Regions from separate parts of the Homo sapiens genome. Here regions 2 and 3 are each linked to region 1. The links are chromatin contacts, found by Hi-C or POLR2A ChIA-PET in ENCODE. All regions are on one chromosome and are shown on one strand. Each heading gives the region's core, a stretch centred on a gene start or an enhancer-like site at or near the end of the contact. The rest is flanking DNA. Distances are from core to core; before and after follow the strand shown.

The links. Hi-C counts contacts between places; a loop is a spot of excess contacts on that map. ChIA-PET counts read pairs that join two places held with the same protein, here RNA polymerase II (POLR2A). Pooled maps may share reads with other maps.
Region 2: a loop to region 1 is called in a map of CD4-positive, alpha-beta T cell, with 2.1 times the contacts of the local background. The contact joins two enhancer-like sites. A Hi-C loop is called at or near these places in 11 of 168 maps with a recorded cell type or tissue (CD4-positive, alpha-beta T cell, CD8-positive, alpha-beta T cell, Jurkat and 6 more), 3 of 37 single-sample maps with no recorded cell type and 18 of 50 pooled maps. POLR2A ChIA-PET finds 5 or more read pairs at or near these places in 20 of 52 experiments (A549, CD4-positive, alpha-beta T cell, CD4-positive, alpha-beta memory T cell and 12 more).
Region 3: a map of psoas muscle shows a loop between it and region 1 (2.0-fold over the local background). The contact joins two enhancer-like sites. A Hi-C loop is called at or near these places in 3 of 168 maps with a recorded cell type or tissue (PC-9, mammary epithelial cell and psoas muscle), 1 of 37 single-sample maps with no recorded cell type and 13 of 50 pooled maps. POLR2A ChIA-PET finds 5 or more read pairs at or near these places in 9 of 52 experiments (CD4-positive, alpha-beta T cell, MCF 10A, activated CD4-positive, alpha-beta T cell and 5 more).

The regions. Positions count from the first base shown.
Region 1 is chr2:203,801,888-203,806,126 of GRCh38, forward strand. No RefSeq gene overlaps it. Among named protein-coding and RNA genes, the nearest start is that of CTLA4, 64 kb to the right of the region's middle. Within about 2 kb of position 2,409, at least 6 of the 41 ENCODE cell types and tissues checked have a DNase peak (open chromatin) inside an H3K27ac peak, as active enhancers do; they include CD4-positive, alpha-beta T cell, CD8-positive, alpha-beta T cell and mammary epithelial cell, where a contact is called at or near this core.
Region 2 is chr2:203,739,682-203,743,920 of GRCh38, forward strand. No RefSeq gene overlaps it. Among named protein-coding and RNA genes, the nearest start is that of CD28, 35 kb to the left of the region's middle. Within about 2 kb of position 2,055, at least 4 of the 41 ENCODE cell types and tissues checked have a DNase peak (open chromatin) inside an H3K27ac peak, as active enhancers do; they include CD4-positive, alpha-beta T cell and CD8-positive, alpha-beta T cell, where a contact is called at or near this core.
Region 3 is chr2:203,757,738-203,761,976 of GRCh38, forward strand. No RefSeq gene overlaps it. Among named protein-coding and RNA genes, the nearest start is that of CD28, 53 kb to the left of the region's middle. Within about 2 kb of position 1,699, at least 3 of the 41 ENCODE cell types and tissues checked have a DNase peak (open chromatin) inside an H3K27ac peak, as active enhancers do; they include mammary epithelial cell, where a contact is called at or near this core.

The DNA of each region.
Region 1 (4,239 bases), core at 1,159-3,658:
TGAAGACAAATTTGAGCTCCCATGAACTGCCCCACCACTGTCATGGCTGAAATCAGGTGAATTCAGGGCAGGTGATGTCTGGCACCAAAGAGATATGCTCCAATAGCCTGTGAATAGGTAAAATAAGCTGCAGGTTATGTGCTATTTCTGGAGTTTTGGGGTAAATTTGTGCCTTGCTTTCCTGCTCAAGCAAATGAAAGGGAAAATGAATGAATAGAAGTGGTGCAATTTATAGTGATTACATTGAATCCCCTGTAATTAAATTTAAATACAATTCTAAATTTTATATTCTAAATACAATTCTAAATTATAATATTTTAGAAAAATCATTCATAATTTTTTTTATTTGTGGTACATCTCACAACAGATAGAAAGTTAGCACTGTGTGGCAAGAGCCTGGTAGACAGCCTGGCTTAAGAGATCATCTATTTCAGTGGGTCCCAGATTTTGGTAACCACAAGAGTTACTTTAGAAGCTATTAGAAATGTTGACTCTGGATCTCTCCTATTCTCTAAACTCTCTTCTCATTCCTCGGCTAAAGAATGTGATTCACTAGGTCAGGAGAGGGGCTGAGGTGTCGACACTGCCAAAAAGCAGCCCTGGTGATTCTGATGCAGGCAGTCTATGGTTCCAGTTGAAAAATATTGATATTGCCCAACTCACTGGTCTTAGATGAGATAATTGAGACACACAGAGGGGAAATGACTTGCTTGAGGCCACATGATAGAAGCAGAGGTATAGAGTGGGAATTTGCATTCAGGTCTCGTCACCTGCAGTCTCATGCTCTGTCCATTCCACCACAGCTCTTCTCACATAGTTGGATTAGAACAGCCCTGTGGTCACCACTCAGGAGTGCTCAGGAGAGTGGTGGACTTGTGTCAGGGAGCATTCAAACCACTATACACTTGCCAATGGCTCAGGCAACCCGAATTTCTGCTGCTTTTGCATATAAAAAGCATCTTGTGCAGAGCATCAGAATGTGAGTGATGCCACGTGGGAGCCGAGGAAGGCCAGTGAATGTGAGAATGTGCGTGTTTGAAAGTACTTGGAGATTTCAGAGAGTGGCAACCCAAGGACCCACAAATGACTCATTTCTTTTTAAACCAGAGCTACATAGTGTTAAGCATTCAAACATTTTCAGACATGTGGATCACTGACTTTAGTGTTCAGTTTCCTGCTGGCACCTAATACCATGAAATTACATTGCAGAGAATTCTAATTCATAGTCAGAACAGTTATAAATATATTTGGCTACAAAAAACAGAGACAATGAAAGGAATGAGACAGAGTGCTATGAACACTCTTCAAAGATAAAAGATTAGTCTTGAAACTATATCATAATTTTATAGAATGGGGAGTCTAGGCTGAGAAAACCTTATATGGTGGCATAAGAAAACATGGTGCATTGCGGGGACTGGGAGATACAGAGTTTAGTGTGGCTGGGTAAGGAGTGTGTTTGGTGTGGCTGTGTGTGTGTGTGTGTGTGTGTCTGTGTGTCTGTGTGTGTGTATGGGAGGCAGGGGAAGGGGAGATTAGGGATAGGGAGGAGCATGAACCCTGAGAGACAAGGTCAGGGTGGGAGGAAGATCCAGATCACTAAAGGCCTCAAATGCTATTTTATGGAGCTTGGACCTCATCTAATTGACATTGGGGAACCGCTAGAGGATTTCAAGCCATGCAGGTGGAATTGCAGTTTAGAAGGATCACTCAGTTTGGAGTATGGAGAAAAGCTAGAAAAGGGATGCAGGAACAGAGGCCACTAAAAAATGATAAGGGCCTGAACCAAGGTCTTGGTTAGAAGTTCTTCCCAAGCTTGAGGACAACCAGTTTCAGTTGCCACCACTGGGCAGGTCCCCAGAAGACACAATACTTGGGACCATTGTCCCCACTGCCTCTTTACTTCTTAGGAGACATCTGTGATCAGATTTGAGAATCAAATTTCAGAGAGGCAAGCTTGGACGATGGGTGTAAGTGTTGTAAGAAAAATTGGTAAGGAGACGAGAAGAAAAGATGAGAAAAAGGAGCAGGGAGAGGAAAAGAGACAAGAGAAAAGATATATGAATATCTAGAACTTAGAAGAATCATTAAGAGGTCATTCTTAGTTTGCAAAATGTTTCGTAACGATTGCTTTAAGAAAAACACCCAGAATTTTTAAGCTCTATATCTTCTCTAGTGATTAATTTCTAAATTCATTTTGAAGAGGTCATTATTAAATTAATTATCTCATAGCGATCTCATGTATAAATATCATGCCAAAGAGGTAAAAATTTATCGAGGCTCACACAGGAAGCTGATCAACATTCTGTGGTTTGACAATCTGCATTCTGAGCAGGAGCCAGGGTTTAACTTTACCACATCTCAGAGGAATTCAGATTTTCTGAGAAAGGGCTGAAAAATTTGCACTCCCTGGGGTGGCAGAGGAGGCTAGGGCTAGAAGCCAGGTTACCAAATCCCTGTGTGGAACACGTGGGCAGATGTGAAAAGTGGGAGGAATGTTCAGACCACATCGTCTCCTAGTGAAAGTACCAATGCAAGCTTGCAACCATAGCAACACAATAGCCCTATTAAAACACACACACAAAATCTGTCAATGAATTAAAAAACTCCACTTTTTGCTAGTAAGTAAAGCTTGGCGTTTATTTTTGTTTGCTCTTTATCCATTTGATTAGAAACCCGCTGTTAAAAGACTCCAATTCCTTGATAACCCTTTCTAGTACAGAGGCAAACATTTTAGGAATATAATTTGTACTTGAAGAGGATAATTCTCTTGTGACTCTAGAAGGGAGAAACATGAAGAAAATACGAACTAATAAGAAAGACCAGGTGTGGCAACTCATCCCTGTAATCTCAGCACATTGGGAAGCTGAGGCAGGAGGATCACTTGAACCCAGGAGTTTGAAACCAGACTGGGCAACATAGTGATACCCCATCTCAAAAAAGAAAAAAAAAGAAAGAAGGAGATGGCCTTAAGGTTTCTTGTCTTGGCACCAAAATGAAATCAGTGATGAGTGGGTGGAGGACTGGAGTTACTATGGGCAGTGCGTGGGGGAGATAAGAAGAAATTGCCCTAAAGATATGTCAGGTCTCTTTCTAAAGAGTAGGACTTGGACCAAGGAGAAGGAAGTGAGTCATGCAAGCACAGGGTCAGATCCTGTCTTCATTAAAAATGTGATATTTTGATAATGATTTTCTTGCATTCATTTTAATTCTTTAAAATATTACACGAAAATGTTATTTGATTAATTTTTTAGTGCTCCTTAAAATTTGTACCTGATACATCAACTCATGCTAGTTCCTGCCCTGCTAAAGGGAAACATTAATAAATGAGAAAAAATATTTATAGTTCATATTAAATATTGTTTGCATTCCGAACTCTACTTGGAAAGCAAAGCCATGTTCTCTAGGTCCACAGGTCCCAAGCTCTACCTCCCGTGGTTTCCCAAGGCCAGGGTGTGTGGAATTGAACATTTCACAATCTGGGGGAGACAACACAACTTTATGGTTTTTTCCTCTGGTTGCTTTGAAGATTTTCTCTTTATTTTAAGCAATTTGATAACATTATGCCTTCATGAAATTTTCTTCTTGTTTCCTAAGCTTGGTGTTGGTTGAGCTTCAAATCTGTGAGTTTATATCTTTAGACAAATTTACATCTAAAAAAATTAATTTAAAAATTTTTTCTGTCTTCACATTTTCCAACAGGAAAATAATATATAATTGGACTGCAATACTCCAATTATATGTGTATTGGACTGCTTAAAGGTGTCTGATGTTCTCTTCATTTTTCAGTGTGTTTTCTCCAGGAGTTTTATTATGCATGGTTCCTATGGCTATGCCGTCAAGTTCACTAATATTATTTTATTTGGTGTTGAATCCACTGTTTATCCTACCCAGTGTATTTTTTTCAGGTGTTGTAGTTTTCATTTCCAGAAGTTCTATTTGGGTCATTTAAATAGATCTCATGTCTCTTTTTAATGTGCTTAATCTTTCCTCCACCTTCTTGAACATATGGAATATAGTTACAATAACTACAATGACATGATCTCAGCTCACTGCACCCTTGACCTCCTGGGCTCAAGAGATCCTCCCACCTTAGCATCCTGAGTAGCTGGGACTATAGGAACATGCCACCACACCTGGCTAATTTTTGTATTTCTTGTAGAGCTGGGGTTTCACCATGTTGCCCAGGCTGGTCTGGAATGCCTGAGCTTAAGCTATCTGCCCACCTTGGTCTCCCAAAGT
Region 2 (4,239 bases), core at 805-3,304, 63 kb before region 1:
TCATCTCTAAACTGATTCTTTTCTTTGGTGAAATGAAGCTTATTAAACTTAATAAAGGTAATTAAACTTGAAAAAGATGAGCTTATATGTCTCTTACTACTCCAAGAAAGACTGAACTCAGCTGGTTACTCATGGATAGTTCAATAAGACAAATCAAATCAATTGGAAAGGAACGAGATGGGTAAAAAAAAAAAAGCCATTAAATGAATCTGCTCAATAAGCACTCCTTTACCATGCTAATAAAAATAATGTAACCCAGTTCTGTAAAAAGGTTCTAGTACTTTGAAACTCAAGTTCAAAACAAAATAAAATGCAAACTTCGCTTCACCTAACACCTCCCACAACATTCTAGCTACCCAACTGGGTGAATATTGTAATTGCCCACAACCCCGAATTCACTTTTTCCCTCCAGTATGATAAAACAGATTGATTCCCTTTTAAAGCAATACCCTTTCTTCTCTCCCATCTTGTCGGTATCAGAGATAATGGATAGGTGAGAAAAAATTAAAGAAGCTTCTGGATTCATTGTAATGGGGACCTAACCATCACACTATGCAGCAGCAAATGGGATGGTCTGGAAAGCAGACCAGAACCTTGTCTGGTAACTTTGCTTCTAATGTCTGTCTGTGTTTCCTAAACTGAGGCCTAACTCTTGACTTTTTGACAGTGGTGCTCATAAGAAAGTTTGGGGCTGGGCACGGTCACTCATGCCTGTAATGTCAGCACTTTGGGAGGCTAATGCAGGAGGATCACTTGAGTCTAGGAGTTCAAGACCAGCTTGAACAACATAGGGAGACCCTGTCTGTATTAAAAAAAAAAATTAGCCAGACGTGATGGTGCAGGCCTGTAGTCCCAGCTACTTAGGAGGCTGAGGCTGCAGTGAACTGGGATCATACCCCTTCAAGAACACATGTGAATGGTGGGGCCTCTCAGCTTTCTCTGATTTGGCAACCCAGAAGAAATATGTGCTTTCTCTTTGAAGATTCACAGGATCCTAGCACTTGGAAACCTAGGCCACTGTCCAGAGCAGAAGGTCACACAATTTCTCAGAGTGACTTTTGTTCATTTCAGGGTGTTGACACCGGGCCCAACACTTGAAAATTGCTTGAGATGATAAATTGCTTGAGGTGATCAAAGAATATATCAGCTCTTCAAAGCTGACCTCATTCTTGGTGCAACTCTCAGGGCCAGAATGTGTGCTTCCCGAAGCTCATTTTCCTATCTGATTTGCCTGTTGAAACTCTGTGAAAGACCCTTGAATGCTAGGAATTTGAAGGGACAAAAAGTTGAAGAAAGGTGAATGGATTTCAGGGTGGAAGTGGACTGGATTTTACTCTCACTTCATCAGGCAGAGCTATCTCAGTGATAAATTGAAACTCTCCTCTGGCTCCAAAGAACAAATCATGAGCTGGGTGGAAATGTCAGTTGAGAAGAAGAGCAGCAAACAGCTTTGTTTTCCTATAGTTGTGGTTTTACATGGTGATGATGACACACGAAGATGAAAATGTGCAGCATGAACTCCAGTTGTTATCTGAGTGAGCATCTCTGCCAACACTGAAGGATATGTGTGGGTGTCACCTGAAAACAAAGAGAAAGACAGAGAGAGAAAAAGAAGAAAAGGAGGCCCTGTTTCGGAAAGAAGAGCCAGTTAATCAAAGATCAGCAGTGACAAGTGGCGCTGTTTATTTCATGAGCTTTATATGTGATTTCCTTCCCCTTGCTAATCTCGTCTGAATTTATTCTCTGGACTAAATATATTTGCATCTGGTGACTGAGGAAGGGGTGGAAAAGGTGACCTTGAATGGGCATCGGGGTAGTTACCATAGTTATTTAGTCATTTCTTCAGTCTCTTGGGCACACACTTAGCTTCCCAAATGGAGGTTTCTGCTAACTTTTGAGAACCTGTGACATATTACACAGGGAAGACAAACTTCAGGTGGTTGTTGGGGACCCTCTTTTATCCCCAACCCTATGCAATGCTTGTTTCATTTGCTTTATGTTTCTCCTTCCTCTCTTCTACTTCATTCATTCTAGAACTAGTTAATGGGCACCTGCCCAGCACTAAGATGTGGGCTAGGTACAGGGATGTGGCAGTGTGCAGCACAGATATTACCTCCACACTTCCGAAGTGTAGAGTGTCTGCTTTGTATATTACTTCAGTTTTTTTTTTCTTTTCCTGCCCCCTATATCCTGCTTCTAGGGGTAACCACTTAGTCTTGATTTTGGGACTTAGATCTTAATGTGGCTACTTGATAGCCTTTGTTGGTTTGCCTGAAATTCATTTCTTTGACATGTTCCTATTTAACATCTCTAACTCTTTCAATGTCATAGATCAGGAATCAGCAAATTTTTTTCTGTTAAGGGCCAGATAGTAAATATTTTAGGCTTTGTGACTATACTGTCTCTTATAGATAATAAGTTTTGCCACTGTAGTGTGAAAGCAGCCATAAACAATATATAAACAAATAAGCATGGCTGCATTCCAATAAACCTTTATTTATGGATATTGATATGTGAAGTTCGTGTGATTTTCATGTCATGCAATATTACTTTTCCTTTGTTTTTTTCCCCCAACCATTTATAGATGGAAAATCCATTTTTAGTTCATGGGCTGTACAAAGGCAGGTAGTGGGCTGGACATGGCTTATGGGCTACGGTTTGCTGATCCTTGACTTAGATCTAAGCTGCAACCTTAGCTATAGGCTTATTTTTGAGTTCCAGCCACCTTCTACATTTTTAGGGCCAGAAGGAATTGGTTTGAATGTGTGTAAAGGCTTCTTGGGAGTGCTGAGAGTCAAGCATCTCTTTTGAAAGAAGGACATGGATCAATAAAGAAGAAGGAAGAGCTTTCATCTAAGGAAAGCCATTTGAGGTAGAAGAAATGGGAAGTTATAAGCAAAGGGAATGAGAAGCTGTTTCAGGAAGACAGAGTCTTCTGTATATTATTATTATTAATTTTGACAGAGTCTTGCTCTGTCACCCAGGCTGGAGTACAGTAGCATGATCTCAGCTCACTACATCCTCTGCCTCTCGGGGTCAAGCGATTCTCATGCCTCAGTCTCCTCAGTAGCTGGGATGATAGGCACACGCCACCACTCCCGGCTAATTTTTTTATTTTTTATTTTTATTTTTAGTAGAGATGGGGTTTCACCATGTTGGCGAGGCTGGTCTCGAACGCCTGGCCTCAAGTGATCCACCCACCACGGCCTCCCAAAGTGTTGGGATTACAGGCATGAGCCACTGTGCCTGGCCTATATTATTGATGAAAGCCTAAACATCTTGGGAGCTCTTGTTACTCTTTTCTCAAGTCCTTTCTACTCTTTTCCCTCTTTTCTAGGCATCACATCCTTGTAATCTCCAAGGAAACAAATTTCTTTCTTTCTTTTTTTTTTTTTTGAGATGGAGTCTCGATCTATCGCCCAGGCTGGAGTGCAGTGGCACTATCTCCGCTCACTGCAAGCTCTGCCTCCTGGTTCATGCCATTCTCCTGCCTCAGCCTCCCGAGTAGATGGGACTACAGGCATCCGCCACCCACCACCACGCCTGGCTAATTTTTTGTATTTTTAGTAGAGACAGGGTTTCACCATGTTAGCCAGGATGGTCTCGATCTCCTGACCTCGTGATCCGCCCACCTTGGCCTCCCAAAGTGCTGGGATTATAGGCATGAGCCACCGCGCCCGGCCAGGAAACAAATGCACAGAAGGAAGGGGGCAGAAAATGGTCTGTGTCCAATGTGATGAACAGGCTTGACTTCCCTGCTAATTCTTCCCTATGTAGTACATCCAAATCCAACTCTGGGTGGGTAGAGATCAGAAGCAGCTGTCTCAGAATTGGCCTCCTACTTTCTACCTATCTCATGTTTCCAGTCTGCATTTGGCTGCCATTTATGAGTGGCCAAGAGTAACCCCTCATGAATCTACATTAAGGCTCAGCATTTCACAAGTAGCTGATGAAATCAGTATTACTCAGATCAGAAAGGCACCGACCTAACCCTTACCATCCCTTGCCCCCATTCCTCACTCCAGTCTTGTTATACCCAAGGTACAAATCGTTCCTGGAAGCAGCCCAGCATATGGGGGCACCCTAAGCCACACACCCAGTCACACCATCTGGGCAATTTAAAAATAGGGCCAAATGGAGCATTTAGACTGGTCTGTCCAGCCAAGATCAGGAAATTGCCTCTAAAAGGTCAGATGATTAAGATTATTGTACCAACAGTCTAGGATGTCAGTAATGAAA
Region 3 (4,239 bases), core at 449-2,948, 45 kb before region 1:
TTTACACTGAAGAGTCTGCTGCCAGACATATTGAAGCTCCATTATATGCAATTTATTTCTTGCTGCTTTTGGGATACTTTCTTTATCCTTGACCTTTGGGAGTTTGATTATTAAATGTCTTGAAATAGTCTCATTTGGGTTAAATCTGCTTGGTGTTCTATAATCCTCTTGTACTTGAATATTGATATATTTCTCTAGGTTTGGAAAGTTCTCTTTTTTTTTTATCCCTTTGAATAAATTTTCTACTCCAATCTCTATCTCTATCTCTTCTTTAAGGCCAATAACTCTTAGATTTGCCCTTCCAAAGCTGTTTTCTAGATCTTGTAGGTGTGCTTCATTCTGTTTTCTCCTCTCACTGTGTATTTTCAAGTAGCCTATCTTCAAGCTCATGAATTCTTTCTTCTGCTTGATCAATTCTGCTGTTGAAAGACTGATGCATTCCTTAATATGTCAACTGTATTTTTCAGCTCCAGAATTTCTACTGGATTTTTTTTTTTTTTTGAGACGGAGTCTTGCTCTGTGGCCCCAGGCTGGAGTGCAGTGGCGCAATCTCGGCTCACTGCAAGCTTCGCCTCCCGGGTTCATGCCATTCTCCTGTCTCAGCCTCCTCAGTAGCTGGGATTACATGTGCCTGCCACCACGCCCAGCTAATTTTTTTGTATTTTTTAGTAGAGACGGGGTTTCACCATGTTAGCCAGGATGGTCTCGATCTCCTGACCTCGTGATCCACCCGCCTTGACCTCCCAAAGTGCTGGGATTACAGGCGTGAGCCACCACGCCTGGCCTGGATTTTTAAAAATTATTTCAATCTCCTTGTTAAATTTATCTGATAGGATTTTGAATTCCTTCTTTATGTTTTCATGAATTTCACTGAGCTTCCCCAAAACACATATTTTGAATTATCTATCTGAAAGGTCACATATTTCTGTCACTCCGGGATTGGTCCACTGGTGCCTGATTTAGTTGATTTGGAGTGGTCATGTTTTCTTGGATGGTCTTGATGCTTGTGGAAATTTATCATTGTTTGGGCATTGAGGAGTTCGGTATTTATTGTAGTTTTCACAGTCTGGGCTTGTTTGTACCTGTCCTTTTTGGGAAGGCTTTCCAAGTATTCAAAGAAAATTGAGTGTTGTGATTTAAATCTTTGATCACTATAACCATACCTGCATTAGCAGGCACCATAAGCCCAGTAATGCCGTGACTCTTGCAGATTCATACAGGTACCATCTTGGTGGCCTTAGATAAGATCCAGGAGAATCCCTAGATTACCAGGCAGAGATTCTTGTTCTCTTCCCTTACTTTCCCCTAAACAAATGAAGTCCCATTGTCCATGCTGAGCTTCCTGGAATTGGGGGAGGGGTGGCACAAGCACCGTTGTGGCCATCAGCACTGGGCTACACTGAGTCAGACTCAAAGTGTAGCACAGCACACTGAGTCTTACGCAAGGCCTGCAGTGACTACTGCCTGGCTACTGCAAATGTTCACTCAAGGCCAAGGGCTCTTCAGTCAGCAGGTGGTGAATCCATCCAGGCTTGTGTCTTTTTCTTCAGGGAGGTGAGCTTCCCCTGGCCCAGGGCAGGTCCAGAAATGCCATCGGGCAGCCAGGGCCTGGAGTCAGGAACCTGAGGAATGTACTTGGTGCTCTATCCTCCTGCAGCTGAGCTGACACCCAAGCCACAAGATAAAGTCTTTCCCACTCTTCCTTTTCCTTTCCTTATGCAGAAGGAGTTTCTCTCCCTGTCCACCACTGCCCTAGGCCCATGACAAATACTGTCAGGCTATGGCTGAAGTTCACACAAAGCCCAAGGGCTTTTCAGTCAGCTTGTGGTGAGTGCTGCCATGCTTGGGTCTCTCCTTTCAGGGCAGTGGGCTCCCCTCTAGCCTGGGGCAGGTCTAGAAATGCCTTCCAGGAACCAAGGCCTGGAATCTGGGACCCCAAGAGCCTGCTCAGTGCTCTACCCTACTGTAGCTGAGCTGGTCCCCAAGCTGCAAAACAAAGTCCCCTTTAATTTTCCCTCTCCTTTCCTCGAGCAGAAGGAGTCTCTCCCTGAGGCCACCACAGCTTGGAATGCACTGAGTCACAGCAGAAGCCAGCATGGCTCTGAGTCTCACCCAAGGCCTGTGGCAAGTACTGCCTGGCTACCACTGATATTTATTCAAGGCCAAAGGGCTCTTTAGTCAGCAGGTGATTAATCCTGCCAGGACTGGGTCCTTTCCTTCAAGGCAGCAGGTTCCCTTCTGGACCTAAATGTGTCTAGAAATGTTTTTCAGGAGCTAGTGCCTGGAATGGGGGCCTCAGGACTCTGCCTGGTGCCCTAACCTACTGTGGGTGAGTTGGTATCCAAGTTGCAAGAAAAGGTCCTCTTCACGCTCCCCACTCCTCTCCTCAAACAGAAGGAAGGAGCCTCTCCTGGAGCTGCGAGCTGTGCTGCCTTGGGCTGGGGAGGGGTGATGCAAACACTCTCTTGGCTGCTCTGGCTGGTGTCTCACTATGTCGCATGCCCCCCAAGTCCACTGGTTTCAAGCCACATGGCATCAGTAGTTGCTTAGGAATTACAGTCCTTGTGGCCTAGACTACCTTTCAAGTTTATTTAGGACCCCAGAGTACTTTAGCCTGAAGTGGTGGGGCTTGCTGGAACTCAGGTTCTGACCACTGGGATGGGCAATTCTCCTCTGGCTAGGGTTGGTCTAGATGCTCCCTCTGTGGGTTCTGGCTGAATTCTGCCCTGTGTTGCTTTCTGCTGTGGCAGGACAGTACTGAGTTCCAACGTAAAGTCCTGCAATCACTGCACTCTTTCTCCTCCAAGCACACACATTTTCTCTCTGCTGCTGCCAGGCTATGGGGGAGGGGTGATGTCAGTGATTCAAGACAGTCTTTATTACCTTCTTCAGTGTCCCTTTCCTTGATATGATGTTAAAACCATGCACTGTGAAGGAATGTGTATTTTTGAATCCATTCTCATGTTGAATCAATCCACAGAAAGATACACAAATCTAACGTCATTTCTGTTCAAACAAACAAAAAAATTCAGTTAGTTGTTGTGCATCTGTGATGTCAAACATCAACGAGACACTTGGATATAATGTTTGTGAATTTGTTTTCAGTCTTGAAAGCCTTCTGTGTAGAAGAGAGATAAGTGAGTTTCATTTTATGAGGCCCAGAGGTATAGAATAAAGACCAATGACTTGATTTCTCAGGAGAACCAAATTAAAACAGTTGAAGCTCCTCTCTGTTTCATTCCAAAATGGCAAGAGATGTATGTTGAAAGCAAGAATAAAGGGCTTTGGTTGGGCTCAAGAGGCGTCATCTGTTTAAAATATGGCAATAGTGCGTATTGTCCTCAAATTCCTTACCCCAGGTCAAAGTGTTAGGGAAAGAGGCCTGGTCTACTAATGGGTACATGGTTCCCAAAGGTATTCCCCTATCTAACATCAGGGCCTTGGTTAACAACACATTTCTTCTAAAAGGGACAGAAACAACTTCTTAACTCCACTTCCAAACTTCCTAAGAGAGCAGTGTGGGGAAATGATGATTCCTTGCTTTAATTTATACTGCCTATTTCCCTTCCACCTACACAGGAAAGGCAGGAGAGTGCAGTAGAACTGGCACTTCCTTCTTACATAGTAGGATGAAGTAATTGAAGTAAGATGAAGTAGGATGAAGAGTTGACTATATGCCTTGGACATCTCTTACGTATCACTGCAAATCTCAACCTTGCCTGTCTCTTTTTGCTCCTTCTATTGAGGCAAGCAGCTTCATGCAGTTTCAACCTGACAGTACCTCATCTCAGACGCCCTCTGAATGCTGCTCACCTGCTCTGGAGCTTCTGAGCTGATACCTTTGTGTAGATTCCTTAGAAACACAGTTGGTGCCCACATATGCTTGGCAGATTAGATTATGACTTTCAATCTTCATTCCCTCCCTGTAATAGAATTATACATTGAAACTCATTGTCAAGTGTTTTTATTTTTAGTACCTCCCAGTGGAAGAGATGGAGATTTTATCTCTGCCTCCTTGACTTTGGGTTTGGCTATATGACTTTGGCCAATGGAATATGGAGTGCATGGGATGCAGGCAGAAGCTGTAAATGTCTGTGTTGTTTGACTTGGTCTCATGTTTCTGCCATTCACCATGAGAAAGCATGGACCAGGAAGTTTCTGGTCCAAAGAGAAGATACATATGGAGTAGAATTGAACCCAACCCACTCACAGACTGGAATGGAGCATGGCCAGCTGACC